Linked DNA regions of Homo sapiens: region 1 is linked to region 2. A link is a contact called in ENCODE Hi-C or POLR2A ChIA-PET data. All regions are on one chromosome and are shown on one strand. The core of a region is the stretch at or near the end of the contact, and the rest is flanking DNA. Distances in the headings are between cores, read along the strand shown. Region 1 holds the start of PGAM5 (PGAM family member 5, mitochondrial serine/threonine protein phosphatase). Region 2 holds the start of ZNF605 (zinc finger protein 605).

Region 1 (3,242 bases), core at 478-2,977, 250 kb after region 2:
AGGAGAATTGCTTGAACCCGGGAGGCGGAGGTTGCAGTGAGCCGAGATTGCACCATTGCACTCCAGCCTGGGCAACAAGAGCGAAACTCCGTCTCAAGGAAAAAGAAAAAAGAAAAGAAGGAAAAAGAATGTAACTCCAGTCTAATCATGAGAAAACCTTCAGAGAAGTCTCAATTGAGGGACCTTCTACCAAACCCCTGACCAGGACGCCTCAAACACTCATGATCATCAAAACAAGTCTGAGAAATTGTCACAGCCAAAACATGCCTACGGAGGCATGAAGACTACTTGTCATGTGGGACCCTAGAACAGAACAGCAGGTAAAAGCTGAGGAAATCTCAATGAAACATGAACCTTAGTTAACAGTAATGTATTATAAACTAATATAATAACTATAATTAATCTATATTATTTTGGCTCATTAATTTTGATATATACACCATGCTTAGTGTATGATGCTAATAATAGAGGAAATAAGGTTAACAAAAGATAAAAATCTAATATAAAGTACCTAACGCAACCACAGTAGTATAATTCTGTGCCCCCTTTCTCAAAGTACTGAGTATAATGAGGAGTTAGGACTGGGAAAACCATCCTTGCCGCTAGAGCAGTCCTGGCCGACAGAAACAGAATGCCAGCAACATGTGAAATTATACATTTTCTAATAGCAACATTAAAAAGAAACAGGTGAATTTCGATCATACTTTTAATTCAATATGCTAAAAATACTATTTCAACACATAACTAATGTTAAAAACCTGCACTACTTTTTTTTTTTTTCCTTTGAGACAGGCTCTGTTGCTCAGGCTGGAGTGAAGTGGCGGGATCTCGGCTCACACTGTGCAGCCTGGGACCCCTGGACTCAAGGGATCCTCCTACCTCAGCCTCCCGAGTAGCTGGGACCACAGGCGCGCGCCACCTCGCTCGGCCAATTTTTTTTGTATTTTTTGTAGAGATGGGGGTCTCACTATGTTGCCCAGGCTGGTTTCAAATTTCTCAAGCGATCCTCCGGCCTCAGCCTCCCAAACGCTGGGATTACAGGCCTGAGCTACCGCACCCGGCCCTGCTTGCGTTAAGTTTAAATTGACGTAAACTAAGCATTCCCTTCAGGAATCACACGAGCCATATTTCAAACGCTCAATAACCGCACGCAGCTCGCGGGCGCGCTCCTGCAAACGCCCCTGAAGGAGGCCCGGCTTCCACCTCAGCCTCGCCCCGGCCCGCGCTCCGGCGATGGCACCCAGGGCGGACTCGCAGGGGCGGGGAGAAGGGCGAGGACGCGACGGAGCTCGGCCACAGAAGCCGGCGGGAAGGGTCAGCCGCCCCCGGAACCCTCCGCGCAGAGCGGCCCCGGAAAGCGGCTCCTCCGCTGGGGAAAGCAGACGGCGACCCCAGATCCCGACCCGATCGCAACCTTAAACCTGGTCCCGATCTCGATCCCAACGGTAACACCTGCCCTGACCCCCATCCCGACCCCGGCCCCAAACAGCCCCGCGCGCACCTGTCCCAGTTGGGGTCCCAGACACCGGGGCCCGGCCGCGCGCCCCCCGCCCAGGCCGGCGGCTCAGCCGGGCGTGGCTCCGCGTCCCCGCCTGCGCGCGGCTTCCCTACCGCCACGGCCGAGAAGAGCACGGCGGCCGAGCCCCCGGCCAGCCCGCAGGCCGCCAGCTGCAGCGCCTGCCGGAACGCCATGCCGCTTGCTCCCGCGCCGGCCCGCGCAGGCGCCCACGGCCCCGACGGCGCTCCGCGAGGAACACGCTTCCCCCGGCTGCCGCTTCCGGGCGGCGGGGGCGGAAGTCCCGCCTCCTGGGGCGCGGCAGGACGCGGGGCAGCCTTGCGCGAAGGGGCGTTTTCGTGGAGCCACCTGCCGCGCCACGCTCCAGTCCCGTCACTTGTGCTCGCGAGCGCCGGTGCGCGCAGGTGCGGGCGGGGTTGTGGGGACGCCGGGAGGGCGGCGCGGTACTTTCCAGAAGGTTCCGCACCGGAAGCGCCTGCCGAGGCCGGAGGCTGGGTGCAGGGGCGGAGACGCGGAGAACTTGGGATCCTGGTTTAAGGGAGCTGGGAAGCTGCCGCAGGTTTGTTTAAACGATATTTTTTTGGTGGCGGAACACGAAGTAAAGTTTTCCGTCGGCGCAGTTCCTGCGTGTGCTGTTCAAGCGGCCTGAAGTGCGTTCAGGTTCGGCCGGGCTGTCCCTCCTCCTGGTCCCGACCCCTCAAACCCCGGGCCGAACACCGCCCTCTCCTGCGGGACAGTCTTTCTATGGCCGGCGCGTTTCGCCTAGCAGGGTCCTCAGAGGGACCGCGTTAGAGCCTGGGTTTCCTTCCAGGGGGACCAGCGCTCCCTGGGTGGACCGACCCCACCGCTTACCCATTGCTGGACGCCTGCGTGCACCGACCCCACCGCTTACCCATTGCTGGACGCTTGCCCTGTTGCCATCTCCTCGCTAGCGTGAACAGTGCTGCGTGCAGATCTCTCTTTCATTGATTGTTTTGCGTCTGTACCCAGAAGTGGGATTGCTGGACCATCTCTGCCCATTTTAAAATTGGGAAATGACATGATCTGATTTAAGCTATTTAAAAATCACTTGGGCCTGGGCTCGGTGGCTCACGCGTGTAATCACAACACTTTGGGAAGCCGAGACAGGCGGATCACCTGAGGTCAGAAGTTTGAGACCAGCCTGGCCAACATGGTGAAACCCGGTCTCTACTAAAAATACAAAAATTAGCCGGGCACGGTGGCTCCAGCCTGTAATACCAGCTACTCAGGAGGCTGAGGCAGGAGAGTTGCTTGAACCCAGGAAGCGGAGGTTGCAGTGAGCTGAGATTGCCTCACTGCACTCCAGCCTGGGCAACAGAGTGAAACAATGTCTCAAAAAAATAAAAATAAAAAAACTGAATGGTTCCACAGAAATACTGAGACTTCTGCTTAAACAGGCTTTCTTGAACCTGTACGCTTCCAGTTGGGTCTGCTGCTTCCAGGTCATTTACTAAAAATGATAGGAAGATTTAAAAAATAAAAATAAAAGGAAGGCCGGGCGTGGTGGCTCACGCCTGTAATCCCAGCACTTTGGGAGGCCTAGGTGAGCGGATCACGAGGTCAGGAGCTCGAGACCATCCTGGCTAACACGGTGAAAACCCGTCTCTACTAATAATACAAAAAAAAAAAAAAAAAATAGGGCATGGTGGCGGGTGCTTGTAGTCCCAGCTACTAGGGAGGCTGAGGCAGGAGAATGCCGTGAACC
Region 2 (3,039 bases), core at 337-2,836:
CAATCCTCCTGCCTCAGCCTCCAGTAGTTGGGACTACAGGGACAAGCCACTGCTTTATATATCCATAAATATATTTTATTTCCCTGTAATGTCCTCATCTCATTTATTTTTCCTTTTTTTTTTCTTGAGATGAGGTCTCACTCTGTTGCCAGGCTAGAGTGCAGCGGCATGATGGCTCACCGCAACCCCCGCCTCCCGAGTTCAAGTGATTCTCCTGCCTCAGCCTCCCGAGTAGATGGGATTACAGGCGCCCACCACCACGCCCAGCTAATGTTCTGTATTTTTAGTAGAGACGGGGTTTCACCGTGTTGGCCAGGATGGTCTCAATCTCCTGACCTGGTGATCCGCCCACCTCAGCCTCCCAAAGTGCTGGGATTACAGCCGTGAGCCACCGCGCCCAACCCTATCATCTATTTTCATTCCTTTTGTCAATACTGCTGGATTGGATGTACTAAATGTAAGGTCCTCTGAGCTGGCCGCACCATGGTCAAGCCATCGTGACATTCCCCCACCCTTGTGATAATGTACTTTGTAATATTCCCGGTCCTTGTGAATGTACTTTGTAACATTCCTCTCCGCCCTTGTGACAATACACCCTCCCCGCCCTTGTGAATGTACTTTGTAACATCCTCCCCTGCCCGCAAAAAATTGCTGCTGAGGCCGGGCGCGGTGGCTCACGCCCGTAATCCCAGCACTTTGGGAGGCCGAGGAGGGCGGATCACGAGGTCAGGAGATCAAGACCATCCTGGCTAACACAGTGAAACCCCGTCTCTACTAAAAATACAAAAAAATTAGCCGGGCGTGGTGGCGGGTGCCTGTAGTCCCAGCTACTCAGGAGGATGAGGCAGGAGAATGGCGTGAACCCGGGAGGCGGAGCTTGCAGTGAGCCGAGATCGCGCCACTGCACTCCAGCCTCGGCGACAGAGTGAGACTCTGTCTCAAAAAAAAAAAAAAAAAAAAAAATTGCTGCTGACTCCACCGCCTATCCTATCCCAAAGCTATAAGAACCAATGACAAGCCCACCACCCTCCGCTGACTCCTTTCTCAGACTCAGCCCACTTGCACCCAAGTGAATAAACAGGCGTGTTGCTCACACTTAGCCTGCTCAGGTGGTCTCCTATACGGACGCACGTAACACTAACATTTACCGATATTACTTACAGCTACGATGAAAAATGGAAAAGCAGCCGGACGCAGTGACTCATGCCTGTAATTCCAGCATTTTGGGAGGCTGGGGCAGGAGGATCATTTGAACCCAGGAGTCGGAGACCAGCCTGAGGCTGCAATGAGCGTTCATGGCACCACTGCACTCCCCACTGGGTGACAGAGCGAGACCCTGCCTCCAAAAAAAAAAAAAAAAAAAACAAGGAAAAGATGCAGACGCTTCCTCCTGGAGGCGCCTTTAGGTTCTCTCACAGACATGTTGGGCCAGCAGTGCTGGCTCCATCCTAGATTTCTTCCAGTCCTCCCCAGTTAGCCGCCAAGGGGCTTTTCCAACCGGAAACCTCCAATCCGCGACCCCGGCGGGTGCACCGCCGAGCCCCCCGGGAAGTGTAGTTCCAGCGCGAGCGGGACGCTGGGAAATGTAGTTCTGCGCGTTCACGTCCCCGATCGGGCCGTGTCCGCCGCGGCCCTGCGAGGTCCGAGGGGTAAGGGAGCGTGCAGCGGGGGCGGGACCACGAGGCGGCGGGGCTGGGGGCGGCCTCTGTGTCTGCGCCGGGGATCGCGGTGACCCCGCTGCGGACCGGCTCGCGGTGACCCCAGCGCGAACGAGCTGGCTGCCGGCTGGGGCGAGAAAGGCCTGCGGACCGGCCTGGGCGCATGCGCGGAAGGCGGGCCTCAGGCGGGGGCTCTGGGGGCGCGCGGGGGTGGGAGGCAGAGGGTGGGGTGGGGGCTGTAGGGCGGGCGGCGGCGGGGCGCTGAATGTGGGTGTCGGGGGAGATTTGGGGTCAGCTGGGCGATTCACTGGGGGCCTATGGAGGTCGCTGTAGACTTGGGGTGCAGCACGGGCGGGGCAAGGGGACGCGAGGTTGCCCTTGGCCCCAGGGGAGAGGGGCCCCTGGGAGGCCGTGTGGAGGATTTGTCTGCAGCGATTAGGACTCTGCTGATGAATGATTTGGATGCCTTTGGGTGAGCATTGGAGGCCAGCGGGGTGAATGATGAGGCTTCTGCGGGGGCCTGCGTTGGAGGGCTTAGGGGCTTGCTTGTGTGGGTTCCATTCACTGGAAAGCCTGCCGGCTGTGACAGTGTTGGATTTCACCAGAGCCCTGTGCTCCTGGAAAACAGCGAAGGTTGAGGAATTTCCCACCCTTTTGGGTTCCAGCAAATGGCTCACTGCAAAGATCTCCCGTTCCCTATATGACTTTGGTCAGCCTCCAGGATGCCCCTTGTTCACACAGACCTGCCACGTTGCCGTCGCTTGCCTCATCGGTGACTGGCTGAACTCCACCGAGCGGTCGGAGCAAAATGCTCCTTAAGCAAACTTTAGCTAAGCTTCTTTCCTTTCCCCATTTTCTTGAGCTTTGGCCCATCCCCAGCCTGAGCCAACACGCAGCCTCGCCTGAGAACAGGCTGGCTCAGGGTCAAGCTTTCCCCGCTCTGCTGTCTGGTCGCCCGCACTTCCACCTCGCTTGGCCAGGCCTGGTCTTTGCTAACCTTGTTCACACCTCTCTGTGAAAGAAAAACCCTTTTTGCCTTGCAGAGATGCACGTGAGTCTCGTGGCTTCACGGTTCTTCCCAGAAGCCCGTTCTCCTTCCCCTTCCCAACCCTCTTCCGCGTCTTTTTTTCCCCACTTCCAATAACCCTTTGGAACCGTCTTTCTTTGCTCTGTCCAGTTGTATGTTTTATTTGACAGCTGAATAACAGTGGTTGCTCTTTCAACCCCTGTCTCCAATAGCGGAGGCGAGTATGGGGTGGCCTATGCTGGCGAGTGGCTGGGGTTTGTTTCTGTGCTTGTGTTTGGGGATCTTATGATGGAAGCATTAGGAATGGCGCTGTGTATTTGTGACAAGGGAGTCTGGATGTAAGTTAATGGTGGA

Evidence for each region. A loop is a pair of places that touch in the nucleus more often than their neighbours do. ChIA-PET counts read pairs that join two places held with the same protein, here RNA polymerase II (POLR2A). Pooled maps may share reads with other maps.
Region 1: a loop to region 2 is called in a map of naive thymus-derived CD4-positive, alpha-beta T cell, with 7 times the contacts of the local background. The contact joins the promoter of PGAM5 here to the promoter of ZNF605 in region 2. A Hi-C loop is called at or near these places in 1 of 168 maps with a recorded cell type or tissue (naive thymus-derived CD4-positive, alpha-beta T cell), 4 of 37 single-sample maps with no recorded cell type and 10 of 50 pooled maps. POLR2A ChIA-PET finds 5 or more read pairs at or near these places in 1 of 52 experiments (endothelial cell of umbilical vein).

What each region holds. Positions count from the first base shown.
Region 1 is chr12:132,709,327-132,712,568 of GRCh38, reverse strand. PGAM5 (PGAM family member 5, mitochondrial serine/threonine protein phosphatase) reads right to left here and starts at 1,727. Exons shown (of 6, transcript NM_001170543.2): 1 at 1,502-1,727. The coding sequence starts at 1,692. LOC124903063 (a long non-coding RNA gene) reads left to right here and starts at 1,974. Exons shown (of 2, transcript XR_007063551.1): 1 at 1,974-2,075. RefSeq lists silencers at 1,211-1,320, 1,531-1,990 and an enhancer at 2,161-2,210.
Region 2 is chr12:132,954,853-132,957,891 of GRCh38, reverse strand. It overlaps ZNF605 (zinc finger protein 605), which reads left to right and starts at 1,586. Exons shown (of 5, transcript NM_183238.4): 1 at 1,586-1,649. LOC124903064 (a long non-coding RNA gene) reads right to left here and starts at 1,343. Exons shown (of 2, transcript XR_007063552.1): 1 at 1,162-1,343. RefSeq lists enhancers at 1,376-1,455, 1,209-2,037, 2,315-2,609, 2,038-2,868 and a silencer at 1,616-1,955.